Linked DNA regions of Homo sapiens: region 1 is linked to region 2. A link is an interaction called in ENCODE POLR2A ChIA-PET data of the cell type or tissue named here. Cell type or tissue: IMR-90. All regions are shown on one strand. Links, peaks and the distances in the headings refer to the core of each region. The heading gives the core; the rest is flanking DNA. Region 1 has its middle 26 kb from the start of MIR9902-1. Region 2 has its middle 4.4 kb from the start of HCAR3.

Region 1 (8,335 bases), core at 272-8,271, 51 kb after region 2:
TGAGTGCAGGAGTTTGAGACCAGCCTGGACAACATGGTGAGACCCTGTCTCTACAAAAAATACCAAAAAATTTGCCAGGCGTGGTAGTATGTGCCTGTAGTCCCAGCTACTTGGGGGCTGAAGTGAGAGGATTGCTTGAGTCCAGGAGGTCGAGGCTGCAGTGAGCCATGATTGCGCCATTACACTCCTGCCTGGGCAACAGAGCAAGACCCTGGTCTCAAAAAAAAGAAAATTCAGAGACAACCCTGGCGCACCCTCCATCTGATGGCACTACTTGGAAAAGACCTGATCAAGCTGCAAATAGCCCTGAAAAGAAGACTTAACAAAGGGAAAAAGAAAGAGAGCGAAAACCATGTTCAAAACATAGGCAGGGCTGGGCGCGGTGGCTCACACCCGTAATCCCAGCACTTTGGGAGGCTGAGGCAGGCAAATCACTTGAGGTCAGGAGTTTGAGACCAGCCTGGCCAACATGGCGAAACCTGTCTCTACCAAAAATACAAAAATTAGTTGGGTGTGGTGGTGCACACGTGTAATCCCAGCTACTTGGGAGGCTGAGGCAGGAGAATTTCTTGAACCTGGGAGGCAGAGATTGCAATGAGCCAAGATCATGCCACTGCACTCCAGCCTGGGTGACAGAGTGAGACTCCATCTCAAAAAAAAAAAAAAAAAAAAAAAAGAACATAGGCAGATGACATTTTAACTCAAAATGGAACAGGATAGACTGGGGATTTGTGTAATAGAGAAGGACCCTTAGAAAAGAGGATTATTGAAACCAAACGGATATCCCATAAGGGAAATTATAAGAAATGCTAGATTATCTCAGCCAAACCTCAGAAAGTGGGGTGGGGAATAGATGTGTTTCATGAGTCTCTCAGGGAACAGGGGGCAGGGGAAATGGAAGAGAGGGGAAGCGAAAGCGCTCTAAAGGTGTCATCTCACTGGGGTGAGGGAGAAGGGGAGTGCGACAGGAGAAATGTATATTTGATCTCTGCCCTTGGTTTCTAACACAGAGCCTCTAAAACCCTTGCAATTTCCTGAGGATAGGTGAACATCCTTTGCGATTATTTTTATTCTTAGTCTCTGGTTCCTGACACAAGAGCTTTTAAGACCCTTGAAATCCCCAGAGTGTGGTGATTGTCTTTTAATATGCTGATGAGATGACTGGTAGCTGGAGTCCCCAGACAGCTTTAGCACAGGGGCTGCTCCCTGCAAAGACCAAGGCATGGCCACAGGATTGGAGCTATCAGCTCCACCCCTTGACCTCTGGGAGGGGAGAGGGGCTGGAGATTGACTTAATCATCAATGGCCAATGGTTTTGTTTTATTTTGAGGCAAGGTGTTGCTCTGTCACCCAGGCTGGAGTGCAGTGGCATGATCACGGGTCACTGCAGCCTCAACTTCTCCAGGTTGAAGCGATCCTCCCACCTCAGCCTCCCATGTAGCTAGGACTATAGCTGCACACCACCAGCTAATTTTTGTATTTTTTGTAGAGACACAGTTTCACCATGTTGCCCAGGCTGGTCTTGAACTCCTGGGCTCAAGCGATCCATCTGTCTCAACCTCCCAAAGTGCTGGGATTACAGGCGTGAGCCACTGGGCCCAGTGGCCAGTGATTTAATCAGTCACACCTCCATAATGAAGTCTCCACAAAGTCCCTAGAGGACAGAGTTCAGAGAGCTTCTGAGTTGGTGAACTCAATGAAGTGCTAGAGGGACACATCGGAGGGCGCATGGAAGCTCTGCACACTCCCGCCCCATACTATATCCTCCATGCATCTCTTTCCACGTAGCTGTTTCTTAGTTGCATTCTTTATGACAAACCAATAAATATAAGTAAAGTGTTTTCCCGAGTTTTGTGAGCTATTCTAGCAAATTACTGAACCTGAGGATTGGACTGTGGGAACTTTTGATTTATATCCGGTCAGTTGGAAGTACAGGTGTATTGGGTAAACAAAGTCTGGTACATATACACCATGGAATACTACACAGCCATAAAAAACACAATCGGCCAGACATGGTGGCTCACGCTTGTAATCTTAGCACTTCGGAAAGCTGAGGTGGAAGGATTACTTGAGCCCAGGAGTTCTAGACCAGCTTGGGCAAAAATAGTGAGACCCCCCGTCTCTACAAAAAAAAAAATGAAAAACAAAAAATTAGTCAAGCATGGTGGTGCACGCAGTAGTCCCAGCTACTCGGAAAGCTGAGGTGGGAGGATTGCTTCAGCCCAGGGAGGTCGAGGCTGAAGTGAGCTGTGATTGAGCTATTGCACTCCTGCCTGGGTAACAAGAGACCCCATCTCAAAAAAAAAAAAAAAAAAAAAGACTGAATAAAACATGTCCTTTGCAGCAATGTGGATGGAGCTGGAGGCCATTATCCTAAGTGAACTAACACAGGAACAGAAAAACAAACACCACCTGCTCTCACTTATAAGTGGGAGCTAAACCTTGAGTTCGCGTGGACACAAAGAAAAACACAGACACCAGGGCCTATTGGAGGGTGGAGCGGAGGCAGAGGGAGAAGATTGGAAAACTACCTATGAGATACTGTGCTCATTACCCCTGTGACAAAACAATCTGTACACCAAACATCAGCAACACGCGATTCACCCATGGAACAAACCTGCACATGTACCCTCTGAATCTAAAATAAAAGTTGGAAAGGAAAAAAAAAAGTACCTGTGGGAAGCTGGGACTTGTGATTGGGGTCTGGAGTGGATGGAAGCCGTCTTGTGAACTGGGCCCTTTAGCTTGTGGGATCTGATGCTAACTCCAGGCTGAACAGTGTCAGATTTGAACTGTAGGACACCCAGTCAGTGTCCAAAGAGAACTGGAGTGCTGCTTGGTGTGGAAACCCCAGTGGGTGTCAGGAGTGTTGTGAGTGTAGAGAAAAATAGTTTATTTTTTTTCTTTTAGGGATGAAATAGATCAAGGAGGGTTGGGCGCGGTGGCTCACGCCTGTAATCCCAGCACTTTGGGAGGCCGAGGCAGGTGGATTGTTTGAGGGCAGGAATTTGAAACCAGCCTGGACAACATGGCGAAACCCTGTCTCTACAAAAAAAAAAAAAAAAAAATACAAAAATTAGCCAGGCGTGGTGGTGCGCACCTGTGGTCTCAGCTACTTGGGAGGCTGAGGCAGGAAAGTTGCTTGAGTGTGGGAGGTTGAGGCTGCAGTGAGCTGAGATCGTGCCACTGCACTCTGGCCTCGACAACAGAGAGAAACCCTGCTAAGGAAAGGAGGGGAGGGGAGGGGAGATCAAGGAGCTGAGAGGACAGGGTACTTCAGTGAGGAAAATAGTAGGTCCTATGTTTCTCATTTTAAGAGTGAGGAAATTAGTCATGAAGGAAACAAGGAGACCTTCTTTTTTTTTTTCTTTTTTTTTTTTTTTTGAGACGGAGTCTCGCTCTGTCGCCCAGGCTGGAGTGCAGTGGCGGGATCTCGGCTCACTGCAAGCTCCGCCTCCCGGGTTCACGCCATTCTCCTGCCTCAGCCTCCCAAGTAGCTGGGACTACAGGCGCCCGCCACTACGCCCGGCTAATTTTTTGTATTTTTAGTAGAGACGGGGTTTCACCGTTTTAGCCGGGATGGTCTCGATCTCCTGACCTCGTGATCCGCCCGCCTCGGCCTCCCAAAGTGCTGGGATTACAGGCGTGAGCCACCGCGCCCGGCCCAAGGAGACCTTCTTACCAAGCCTGGGAACTCAGAAGCTAGGGGAAAAAAAGACGGATATATTTGACCGTATAAACACTGAAACATTTTGTGTGACAAGGGATACCAGAAATAAAACCAATTCAAATGATGGAGCTGAAAAAATATTTGTAATACAAATAATAGTCACCAACTTCTATTGATGAACTTAGTGTGTGCCAGGCTGAATTCTACGTACCTGACACACATTAACTCATCATCTCTAACAGCACTATGAAGGAGGAATTACCGTGATGATGATGATGATGATCACTATTTTATAGTTGAGTACAGAGGTTAAATAATGAAGGTAAATAATTTGCTGAGGTCATGTGGCCAGTCAGGGCTCAGTCAAGATGTAACCTTTGGCAGCCTGCCCCAGCACCAAACCTCTTAATCACTTTGTAGATGAAAGCCAAAAGTCAAATGGACACTATATAAAGAGCTTTTACAAATTGTTCTGAAAAAGAGAATCAACCAATACAGAAATGGACTTAGACTATAAATAGACCATTTGCGGAGGAGCAAAACCAAATGGGTAACCAACAGTATGAAGAGACCCTCAAACTTACAGGGGTCAGACACTTGCGAATGAAAGCAGCAATGAGACATCTCTCTACATTCCTCAGAATAAACTGATTCATCAAGCTAAAACGAGAAAAAAAATCTCAAATGCTGGCAGGAATATGGAGAAAAGGGCATGCTCAGATATGAAGTTTTGTAGTCATTTGGGAAAGCAATTTGGCAACATCTGTTAAAATGGAAACTAAACATACCCTTTGATCTTCTAATCCCACTCTTGAGAATCTATCCAAAGAAATAAAAACACCAACACTTAAGGACAAGAATGTGTATTGGAGCACTGTTTTTGTGTGTGTGCATGTGGCAGAAAACTGACCACAAAGTGAACGCCCATCAAAAAGAAAAGGCATAACGAATAATGCTACTTCCACCCTATGGAATATCATATAGCTATATAAAAGGAATCAATGCCGGCCGGGCGTGGTGGCTCCCGCCTGTAATCCCAGCACTTTGGGAGGCCAAGACAGGTGGATCATGAGGTCAAGAGATCGAGACCATCCTGGCCAACATGGTGAAACCCCGTCTCTACTAAAAATACAAAAAAATTAGCTGGGCGTGGTGGTGCATGCCTGTAGTCTCAGCTACTCAGGAGGCTGAGGCAGGAGAATTGCTTGAACCCAGGAGGCGGAGGTTGCAGTGAGCTGAGATCACGCCACTGCACTCTAGCCTGGCAACTGAGCAAGAGACTGTCTCAAAAAAAAAAAAAAAAAAAAAAAAAAGAAATCAATGCCTCTGACTGGCAAAGTTTCCGCAAATTATTGTGAAGTGTGAAAAGCATGATACAAAAAATGTGTACATTGTCTCCCATTTTTATGAAACAAAAAATATCTATATGTAGAGGACTTTATGCAGACACAGGAAAGCATAGAGAACGCCTATGGGTTAATATCTGTTACTTGTAGGGAGGGGTTGGGAGACTTATGTGGGTTGAGCTGGAAAACCAGGAGTCAGATGAGAAAAAGCTTTACCAGGGGTGGCAAACCACAGCCCACAGGCCAAACTAGCCTGCCACCTTTTATAAATAAAGTTTTAAAAAAATAAATAAAGTCTTTTATAAATAAAGTTTTATTGGAACATAGCTATTCACAGGGCCAGGACTAGGGAGAGGCTGAACCACTCGCTCACTCTCAGCATCACCCCTGCACTTTCAGGACCTGAGATGAGTGTCTCCTTAGAGTGTGCACCCCAGGGGCCTCTGTCCTCTCACCCTAGAGTATTTGCATTCATTTACGTATGATCTGTGGCTTCTTTGTCACTACAAGGCAGAGTTGAGTAGTTGGGACAGAGACTGCATGACTTGCAAGCCTGAAATATTTACAGCACAGGTAAAGTTTGCAGGACTAAGTTTGCCTGGAGTAGTCTAAAATAAAATTGGGTATATGGGCCAGGTGCAGTGGCTCGAGCCTGTAATCCTAGTACTTTAGGAGTTCGAGGTGGGCAAATAGCTTGAATCCAGGAGTTCAAGATCAGCCTGGGAAACATGGTGAAACCCATCTTTACAAAAAAAAAAAAAAAAAAAAAAAGATTACCCCAGGTGTGGTGGTGTGTGCTTGTGGTACCAGCTACTCAGGAGGCTGAGGTGGGAGGATCGCTTGAGCCTGGGAGGTGGGCAGTGAGCTGAGATTGAGCCACTGCACTCTAGCCTGGGTAACAAAGTGAGACCTTATCTCACAAAAAAAAAAAAAAAAAGGCCAGGAGCAGTGGCTCACGCCTGTAATCCCAGCACTTTAGGAGGCTGAGGCGGGCAGATCACAAGGTCAGGAGTTTGAGACCAGCATGGCCAACATAGTGAAACACTGTCTCTACTAAAAATACAAAAATTAGCCGGGCATGGTGGCGCGTGCCTGTGGTCTCAGCTACTCGGGAGGCTGAGGCAGGAGAATCACTTGAACTGGGAGGTGGAGGTTGCAGTGAGCAGAGATCGTGCCACTGCCCTCCAGCCTGGGCAACAGAGTGAGACTTCGTCTCAAAAAAAAAAAATAGATATATGAACACATTAACATACCCAATAAAAGATTCTGTATTTGTCTGTCTATATATAAATTTTAACAAAATAAGATGAATCAGAGTCTTTAATCTGGTAGCCTACTGGCCCGAAGGGTTGGCTATTGTGTTTTTGGTGAGCCAGCAGTGATTTTATAAATTCCTATAGTCTTCTGAGTCTGTGTCCCCTGCACGTGTTTCCATTAGACACAAGGTTTGCCCTCCCAAGGACCACAGTATATAAACAAATACACAGTCTATCTGTGGAATTTTTTTTTTTTTTTGAGTCGAGTCTCACTCTGTCTCCCAAGCTGGAGCACAGTGGCATGATCTTGGCTCACTGCAACCTCTGCCTCCCATGTTCAAGTGATTCTCCTGCCTCAGTCCCCCTAGTAGCTGGGATTACAGGTGAACACCAACACGTCCGGCTAATTTTTGTTATTTTTAGTAGAGACGGGGTTTCACCATGTTGGCCAGGCTGGTCTCAAACTCCTGACCTTAGGTGATCTGCCTGCCTTGACCTCCCAAAGTACTCGGATTACATGTGTGAGCCACCGAACCTGGCCTGTGGAATTAAAATTTGGGTGCGGTGGCTCGTGGCTACAATCTCAGAACTTTGGGAGGCCGAGGTGGGCAGATCACTCGAGGTCAGGCATTCCAGACCAGCTGGCCAACATTACAAAACCCCGTCTCTATTACAAATACAAAAATTAGCCCGGCGTGGTGGCACATGCCTATAATCCCAGCTACTTTGGGAGGCTGAGGCATGAGAATCCCTTGAACCTGGGAGGTTGCAGTAAGCCAAGATCATGCCACTGCACTCCAGCCTAGGCGACAGAGTGAGACTCTGTCACAAAAAAAAAAAAAAAAAAAAAAAAAAAAAAAAAAATTCCATGGGGCCAAGTATAGTGGGGAGGCTAAGGTGGGAGGACTGCTTGAACCTAGGAGTTTGAAACCAACCTGGGCAACATAGCAAGACCCCATCTCTACAAAAATAAAAATAAAAAATAACTTGGAGGGCTGAGGTGGGAGGATTGCTTGAGCTTGGGAATTTGAGGCTGCAGTGAGTTTTGATCATACCACTACACTCCAGCCTGAGCAACAGAGTGAGACCCTGTCTCAAATAAATAAATAAATAAAAATTAAAAATCAGCTGGGTGTGGTCATACATACCTGTTTTCCCATACTCAGGAGGCCGACATAGGAGGATGGCTTGAGCCAGGAGTTTGAGGCTACAGTGAGCCATGATTACACCATTGCACTCCAAACTGGGCAACAGAGAGAGACCCTGTCTCGAAATAAAACCAAATAAATAAAATAAAATAAAATAAAATCAAGCTGCATGGGAGGAAGGGTGTTGGCGAGGATATCGGGAAACTGGAACCTCGTGCATTGCTGGCAGGAATATACAATGATGCAGCCACTGTGGAAAATAGTTTGGCAGCTTCTCAGTAAGCTAAACACAGAATCGCCATGTTACCCGGCAATTCTACTCCTAGGAAAATATTCAAAAGATTGAAAACAAGTGTTCAAACAAAAATTTGAATACATATATTCACAGAAGTACTATTCTCAATAGCCAGAAAGTAACCCAACCCCAAATGTCCATCAACCGATGAATGGATAAACAAAAGGCAGTCTATCCACACAAAGGAATACTATTCAGACATGAAAAGGAATGCAGTACTGAAGACAAGGAATGCTGCATCATGGATGAATCTTGAAACATTATGCTGACTGAAAGACACGAGCCAGGTGCAGTGGCTCATGCCTGCAATCCCAACACTTTGGGAGGCTGAGGCAGGTGGATCGCTTGAGCCCAGTAGTTTGAGACCAGTCTGGGCTACATAGCGAGACCCCATCTCTATAAAAAAAAAAAACGAAACTTAGCCGGGCGTGGCGACGCATGCCTGTAGTCCCAGCTTCTCAGGAGGCTAAGGTGGGAGGATCACTTGAGCCTGGGGAGGTCGAGGCTTCGCTGAGCTATGCTGACGCCACTGCACTGAAAAAAAGAGAGAGAGACAGAGAGAGAGAGACAAAGAAAGAAAAGAAAAGAAAAGAAAAGAGAAAAGAAAAAGAGAAAAGAGA
Region 2 (8,335 bases), core at 306-8,305:
TTCTCGGAATGGATTTCCTTACCCTTTATTAAAACCAAAATGTTTAACATGGCATCTGAAGGTTACTAAAGTGCAGCAGCTCCTTGGAGGGGATTAGAACTCTGAGGCACAAGGGCTTGAGCCAGTTGTTCTCAAGGTGGAGACTTGGCTGCACTGTGAGGCGTGGTCTCTACCTGTTGGCTTCCCAGGCCTTCTGATTCACAGAGGTTTCTGATACGATTCAAGAAAGACTCCATCATCACAACGAGTGCATAAATGGCTTCAAGATCAGCGACCTACTTTGCAGGCCCCAGTGAAAAATGAAAATGTGGGGTCCCTTGTTCAAAAGGTGTTAATGGCTGAGCGAGGTGGCTCATGCCTGTAATTCCAGAGCTTTGGGAGGTCGAGGCGGGAGGATCACTTGAGGCCAAGAGTTTGACACCACTCTGGCCAACATGGTGAGACTCCATCTCTACAAAAATTTTAAAAATTAGCCAGGTGTGGTGGTGCGTGACTGTAGTCCTAGCTACTTGAGAGGCTGAGGTGACAGGATCCCTTGAGACCAAGAAGTAGAGGCTTCAGTGAGCTACGATCATGCCACTAAATTAAAAAAAATTTTTTTTTCAGACAGTCTCGCTCTGTTGTCCAGGCTGGAGTGCAGTGGGGCGCATCTTGGCCCACTGCAACCTCCCCCTCCCTGGTTCAGGCGATTCTCCTGCCTCAGCCTCTTGAGTAACTGGGACAACAGGCGCATGCCACCGCAGCAGGCTAATATTTTTATATTTTTAGTAGACACAAGTTTTCACCATATTGGCCAGGCTGGTCTTGAACTCCTAACCTCGTGATCCACCCACCTCAGCCTCACAAAGTGCTGGGATTACAGGTGAGAGCCACTGCGCCAGGCCAAAATTTTTTTTAAATAATAAAAAGTATTAAGAATTTTGAAGATGGTAGCACAGGGCCCTTCTGAGCTCATCCACGAAGCAGAGGCTGTAAGTTTACACACATTTATTTATTTATTATATATATTTCTGCTATATAATTTTTACATATGACATGTTGTTTATCGTCATATTTACCATATTATATGTCATATTTATATATGTACATTATATAATATAAATATATAATTATTTATATATTAGAGAGAGATGGAATAGAATAAACAGATGAAACAGATGGGCTCACATATGAGCCAAATCTGTATTCGGGTTTCTGTGTATTGGACTATAAAATGACATAGAGGGAGGGGGGTAAATATTTTATTCCTTATAAGGATTCATTCATTCATTTCCTATTTCAAGGTACATTAATGAAGCACTAGCTCTATACTGGACACAGTAGAAACATAAATGAAAAACATAGCCACGGGGCCCATTGTAGAAACCAAGGGAAAAAATAAAATTAGAAAATAAAAAATTATAAAATATGGCCAGGGGTGGTGGCTCACATCTGTAATCCCAGCTGTTTGGGAGGCCGAGGTGGGCAGATCACTTGAGGTCAGGAGTTCAAGACCAGCCTGGCCAACATGGTGAAACCCCGTCTCTACTAAAAATACGAAAATTAGCTGGGTGTGGTGGTGTGTGCCTATAATCCCAGCTACTCAGGGGGCTGAGGCAGGAGAATCGCTTGAGCCTGGGAGGCAGAGGTTGTAGTGAGCTGAGATCACACCACTGCACTCCAGCCTGGGCGACCAAGCAAGACTCTGTCTCAAAAATAAAATAAAATAATACAATTATCCTGTGGGACCCTGTGTTTGGCACTTTCACACAGGGTCCTGCAGGAGAATCCAGGGCCCTTACTCCTGTCTTAGTCGTCTCAGAGGAAGTAGCTTGCAAACTCGGCTCTGAAGGATGGACAGGAAGCCACCAGGGACACAGTGGGGAAGGGTATTCCAGGCAGATGTAGAAAGGTGAAAAAGAGCCAAGTGTTTGGGAAATGCAGGAAGACCAATAGGGCAGGAACGAAAAGTCCAGGCTGGGGCTGCGACCACTCGGTAAGACGTGAAGCCATGAGGTCAGCCGAGGAGGGAAGGGTCTGTTGTCTGTTCTAACCCTTAGCGTGACAGAAGATTCATGAATAGACTTTCAGATTCCTCTCTATCTTGTTTTTCTTTTTGTTGTTGAGACAGGGTGTTGCTCTGTCACCCAGGCTGGGGTGCAGTGGCATGATCTCAGCTCATTGTAACCTTGAACCCCTGGACTCCAGCAATCTGCCTCCCTCAGCCTCCCAAGTAGCTGGGACCACAGGCATGTGCCACCATGCCCAGCTAATTTTGGTATTTTTTGTAGAGACCAGGTCTTGCTGTGTTGCCCAGGCTGGTCTTGAACTCCTGAGTTCAACGGATCCACCCACCTTGGCCTCCCAAAGTGCTGGGATTACAGGTGTGAGCCACCATGCCTGGCCTCTTACATTTCCTTCTAAGAGTTTTTTAGATTTAGCTCTTACATTTAGGTCGTAACCCAAGTTGAGTTAATTTCTGTGTACCGTGTAGCAAAGGGGTCCAGTTCTTTTGCTTGTGGTGACCTAGTTGTCCCAACATCATTTATTACAAAGACTCTTCTTTCCCCCATTGTCTTGGCACCCTTGTTGAAAATCAGCTGATCATGAATATAAGGGTTTATTTCTGGACTCTCAGTCCTGCTCTCTTGAGCTGTAATATCTATCCTTATGCCAGAATCACACTGGACTACTGTAGCTTTACAGTAAAGGGAGAGTTCTCCAACTTAGTTCTTCTTTTTCAAGATTATTTGGTTATTCTGGTTTGCCCTTAGGTTTTTTACAATAAACCCAAACTTTTCAAAACCATGAAGTGCTCTTCTCCTTTTTCAAAAGAAATGTGTGTGTGTATCTATGTGTCTCTGCTAGTCAGTATGATCAGCTTCCTCTCTACCCCCTTACTTCCCAGCTTCTACAACTACATCTCCTTCGTTGGGGGCCCAGGGGCCCCTTATTTCCTGCTAGCCAAGGGTCCTGACTCAGTGTCATCTATATTCTGTAGTGGTGAGTCTGAATAGCCCCAATGTGCTGTACCTCCTGGCACTCCCACCCTTAGGTGGCACCTCCCAGTGGAATATGGACTGGCTCTGTGATTTGTTTTGCCTGATTGAATGTGGTGGAGGTGATGTTCTGGGGTTTCCAAGCCCAGGGATGGAGAAGGTCTGCCTGTGTGCCTTCAGAAGCCCTAAGTATGTCCATGTACAAAGTCCAGACTATGTCGTGGAAAGAAGATGTGAAGAGGCTGTGTGTAGATGCCACATAGAGGGGCCACACAGAGAGGCCACAGGGACGCCATGTAGAGAGGCATCAAGGTTCTGTGGAGACAGAGAGAAGCCTGAGTGTCCCAGTGTCCTTCTTAAGCATCCGTATGACTCTAGCCCGGCTGCCATCTGAGAATCCCCAAATGAGAAGCACCCAGCTGAGGCCAGCCAACACAGAGAACCATGAGAGATGACACAATGGAGGTTGTGTTAAGCCGCTATGTTTTGTGGCAATTTTTAATGCAGCAATAGATAATTAAAACAGAAATCCGATGGCCTGGCATGGTGGCTCACACCTGTAATGCCAGCACTTTGGGAGGCCGAGGCTGGAAGATCACCTGGGCCTACGGTTCGAGACCAGCCTGGGCAATGCAGTGAGACCCTATCTCTATTTAAATAATAAATAAAACCAAAAATCCCAGGTTAGTTCAAAGACACGAAATAGTTACTTAACCTCCTGATGCCTCGGTTTCTCAATCTGTAAAATGGAGATGATAATGACAATAATAATACATCTGTCACAGGGTTTTTGTGAAGATTAAAGGAGATCACATATGCAAATCTCTCAGTACAATGCAGTCGTGTCACTATTAATTTTTACAATAATTCAATCCAGTTTAGTGGTACACATTCAAGTTGTCATAAGATAACCAGGCATGGAGATTCAACTGGGTGAGTGATAAATTTTAAGTGGAGTTTCTACGAAATGCGGAGGGATCACTGCCTTCACTCTTGAAATGATTCATTAAACAAGTTTCTGTACAACTCATACACTTGTAAGAAAAAAATAATAAATGCATGAAAGAAGGAAACAAGCAAGACAAAACATGCTCACTGTGCAGTGGGAAGACCGGAAATTCCATCGGAGGCACCAGAATCCAGCGAGGCTGCCCTTTAGAATCTGCCCGAGTAGCCGCGGACTTTGGTTTAGAATCATGTAGTGTGAGAGCTGGGAGGAAGTTCGAAGATCATCTAATTCCTCATGAGCGGGTGAGGGGTTAAGGGGTTTCACAGCTAGTTAATGAGAGAGCCAGAACATACATCCAGGCTCCAGGTTCTTTTGCAAACTTAACATGTGTGGTTGTTCTTTTATTTATTTTTATTTTAATATTATTATTATTTTTTGACATGGATTCTCACTCTGTTGCCCAGGCTGGAGTGCAGTGGTGTGATCTTGGCTCACGGCAACCTCCGCCTCCCGGGTTCAAGCGATTCTACCTGCCTCAGCCTCCTGAGTAGCTGGGACTACAGGTGCCTGCCACCACACCCGGCTAATTTTTGTATTTTTAGTAGAGACTAGGTTTCACCATATTGGCCAGGCTGGTCCTGAACTCCTGACCTCATGATCTGCCTGCCTCGGCCTCCCGAAGTGCTGGGATTACAAGGGTGAGTCACCAGGCCTGGCCTGTGGTTGTTTTTTTCTAATTTTATCCATGACTATTGTTTAAAAAAAAACACACACACAAAATATTATGAAATTGTGAAACTTAGAAAGGGAGAGTCCCTTGCAAATTTCAGCTTCTAGAAATAAATACTGCTGACTTCTCTGACTCTTAGTTAATAAAGGCCCTTAGGATTACTTTATGAATGTTGTTGACAAGTGTCCACATACATCCAAGAAGGAAGCATGGTATTCACAGGCAGCAAGAACAAGAAACAAATACCAATTATTTCACTAAAGCCTGAACAGCATGACCTCCATCCCCACCATGCCCTGAGCAAGATCTTCAACCTTACAGACAAGGCAATAACATAGTAAGAGGCAGTGAGCATGATGGTTAGGGACACAGGCTTTGAAGTCACTGCCAGATTCAAATCCAAGCTCAGCTGTTTTTTTTCTTTTAGTTTTGAGACAGGATCTCACTCTGTCACCCAGGCTGGAGTGCATTGGCACGATCTAGGCTCACTGCAAGCTCCGCCTCCCTGGTTCATGCCATTCCCCTGCCTCAGCCTCCCAAGTAGCTGGGACTACAGGTGCCCGCCACGACGCCTGGCTAATTTTTTGTTTTTGTATTTTTAGTAGAGACAGGGTTTCACCGTGTTAGCCAGGATGGTCTCGATCTCCTGACCTCGTGATCCGCCCGCCTCAGCCTCCCAAAGTGCTTGGATTACAGGCGTGAGCCACGGCGCCTGGCCTCTGTTTTTTTTTTTTTTTTTTCTAAACAGAGTTTCACTCTTGTTGCCCAGGCTGTAGTGCAATGGCGTCATCTCAGCTCACCGCAACCTCCGCCTCCTGGGTCCCAGTTCAAGCAGTTCTCCTGCCTCCGCTACTGAGTAGCTGGGATTACAGGCACGCGCCACCACACCCAGCTAAATTTTGTATTTTTAGTAGAGATCTGATTTCACCATGTTGACCAGGCTGGTATCAAACTCCTGACCTCGTGATCCGCCCACCTCAGCCTCCCAAAGTGCTGGGATTACAGGCGTGAGCCACTGTGCCCGGGTTTTTTTGTTTGTTTGTTTGTTTGTTTGGTGGAGTCTCGCTCTGTCACCCAGGCTGCAGTGCAGTGGCACAATCTTGGTTCACTGCAACCTCCAACTCCCTGGTTCAAGCGATTCTCCTGCCTCAGCCTCCCAAGTGGCTGGGATTACAGGCGCCCGCCACCACGCCCAGCTAATTTTTGTATACTTTAGTAGAGACGGGGTTTCACCATATTGGCCAAGATGGTCTGGATCTCCTGACCTTGTGATCCTCCCGTCTCGGCCTCCCAAAGTGTTGGGATTACAGGCGTGAGCCACCGCGCCCGGCCATGCTCTGCTCTTATGAGCTGGGTGGCCCTGAATATTTTATCCTCTCTGAGCTTCACTTTCCTCATTTGAAATCAGAATCAATAATAATACCTTCCACATGGGCTACAGTCAGAGTGAAACAAGCAACTATAAAAGCACTGAGCTCCTGGCTAACATGGTGAAACCCCATCTCTACTAAAAATACAAAAAATTAGCTAGGCGTGGTGGCGGGTGCCTGTAGTCCCAGCTACTCGGGAGGCTGAGGCAGCATGGCGTGAACCCAGGAGGCGGGGCTTGCAGTGAGGCGAGAGCGAGACTTTGTCTCAAAAAAAAAAAAGCACTGAGTATGGGTTCCAGCACATGGGAAGCTCTCTATAATGTAGGTGCCACCATCATCTTCATCATTGTCTTCATCTCACCTGGATCATCATCAAGTACTTGTAGTTCTATGGGAACCTAATATTAGGTCATCCTAACTCTAGTTTACTTGAAGACTCTATAAGCTCCTATTATTGAACCTGCGTTTGCAGCTAAAGAAATAAATTGACATCTTATGGCCGGCAGTGATGGTTCACACCTGTAAGCCCAGCACTTTGGGATGCCAAGGCGGGAGGATCACTTGAAGTCAGGAGTTCAAGACCAGCCTGGCCAAAATGGTGAAATCCATCTCTATTAAAAAATACAAAAATTAGCCAGGCACGGTGGCGGGCACCTGTAGTCTCAGCTACTTGGGAGGCTGAGGCAGGAGAATGACTGGAACCCAGGAGGCAGAGGTTGCAGTGAGCCACTGCACTCCAGCCTGGGCGATAGAGTGAAACTCCATCTCAAAAGAAAAAAAAAAAAAAAGGAAGAAATTTACATTATATAACTCAAAGTAGAAGCAACATAGTTTAGAAGTCTCCTGCATGGAAGAATTCATAAGACCAAAATATTAAAGGGAGAAAACATTCTATAGGATGACACCCAATCGCACTGACAAGCAGAGAAACAATGTGTGCAATGGTGTCCCGCTACAAGGCAGGGTTCCATGTCCTCTTAGGTCCTGTCACTCTAAGTTTAATTTTACAAAAATGGGGGCTTTAAAAATATCACATACTTAGTGGGGGAGGTTTTGCGTGTGTGGAGACAGAGTGCACAGGACCGTCCGTACTTTCTGCTCAATTTTGCTGTGAATCTAAAACTGCCCTAAAAAATAAAGTTCATTAAAAAAAAAAAATCACGGCCAGGCGCAGTGGCTCACGCCTGTAATCACAGCACTTTGGGAGACCGAGGCGGGTGGATCACAAGGTCAGGAGTTCGAGACCAGCCTGGCCAACACAGTGAAACCTCGTCTTTACTAAAAATACAAAAAATTAGCTGGGCGTGGTGGCGCACGCCTGTAGTCCCAGATACTCAGGAGGCTGAGGCAGAAGAATTGCTTGAACCTGGGAGGCGGAGGTTGCAGTGAGCTGAGATTGTTCCACCGTTCTCCAGCCTGGGTGACAGAGTGAGACTCTGTCTCAAAAAAAAAAAATCACATCCTAAGGTCCCAAGGACATAAAACAAGTTAGAGACCTCATCCAGTTTTTTGTTTGTTTCAGGGACCTGCAACCAACTTTCTTACTGACCAGTTTCCTGGGCTGTCTAGAACAGACAGCTTATGGGGTACTAACCCCATGCTCTATCCTAAGGTACCCCTCTTCATGCAGAGCGACACAGAAAAACAAATTTGTAGCACAAAGTACACCCGATTTGCTACAGCTTACAACTAGCCTCATGAATCCTTTTCTCATTAATTCAAAGTTTGCAAAAAAAAGAAATCACATACTTAAATCACTTGAGCACAGAAGCATATCAAAATCTAATATAAACAAACAAAAAACCCAACTTATTTTAACATGCCACTGAAACTGGGCTCAAGTTTTCAAACATCTTATGAAATATTACACTCTCCAGCAGGCTTTTTTTTTTTTCCTAACTGGAGATGAATGGCAGAGTTCTGATATGGAAAAGCACTCCATGTTTGTACAGAAAGGTAGCATAGGAAAAGTGGTCAAATTCAACCAGTCTGTCCTCATCAAACAGGCAACTACTGTCTTCTCAGCATTTCCAAAAGAAATCATATGCCTGCTACTGTTTATGTCATATGCCTGTTAATTTTTCATGCTAATTCTTAGTGTTTCTGGAAAACCTCACTGTTTGGCACCAAAAATTATTATTGCTATTGTTGTTGTTTTGTTAATTATGTCAGCCAAGCAGATGACGGTGAATTAATTCTGCAACGTTGAGTACTCAGTTGGCATACAAGCACCCAGCCTTCCAAAGGGATGTCCTTCATGTTTCACTGATTTTCGAATGACAGTCAGCTTGCCTAAACTTATCCTTTA

What was found. Peaks named below come from ENCODE experiments on the same cell type or tissue, not always from the same donor. Only the 100,000 strongest peaks of a DNase experiment are listed, where the experiment ranks them.
Region 1: POLR2A ChIA-PET joins it to region 2 with 23 read pairs; 11 of 35 experiments call an interaction of 5 or more read pairs at or near these places.

Annotation. Positions count from the first base shown.
Region 1 is chr12:122,665,561-122,673,895 of GRCh38, reverse strand. No RefSeq gene overlaps it. Among named protein-coding and RNA genes, the nearest start is that of MIR9902-1, 26 kb to the left of the region's middle. In IMR-90, for the core only: no CTCF peak of the experiment used is centred there; a DNase peak (open chromatin) is centred at 4,315.
Region 2 is chr12:122,717,007-122,725,341 of GRCh38, reverse strand. No RefSeq gene overlaps it. Among named protein-coding and RNA genes, the nearest start is that of HCAR3, 4.4 kb to the right of the region's middle. RefSeq lists a silencer at 3,852-3,901. In IMR-90, for the core only: no CTCF peak of the experiment used is centred there; a DNase peak (open chromatin) is centred at 4,661; H3K27me3 peaks cover 101 bases.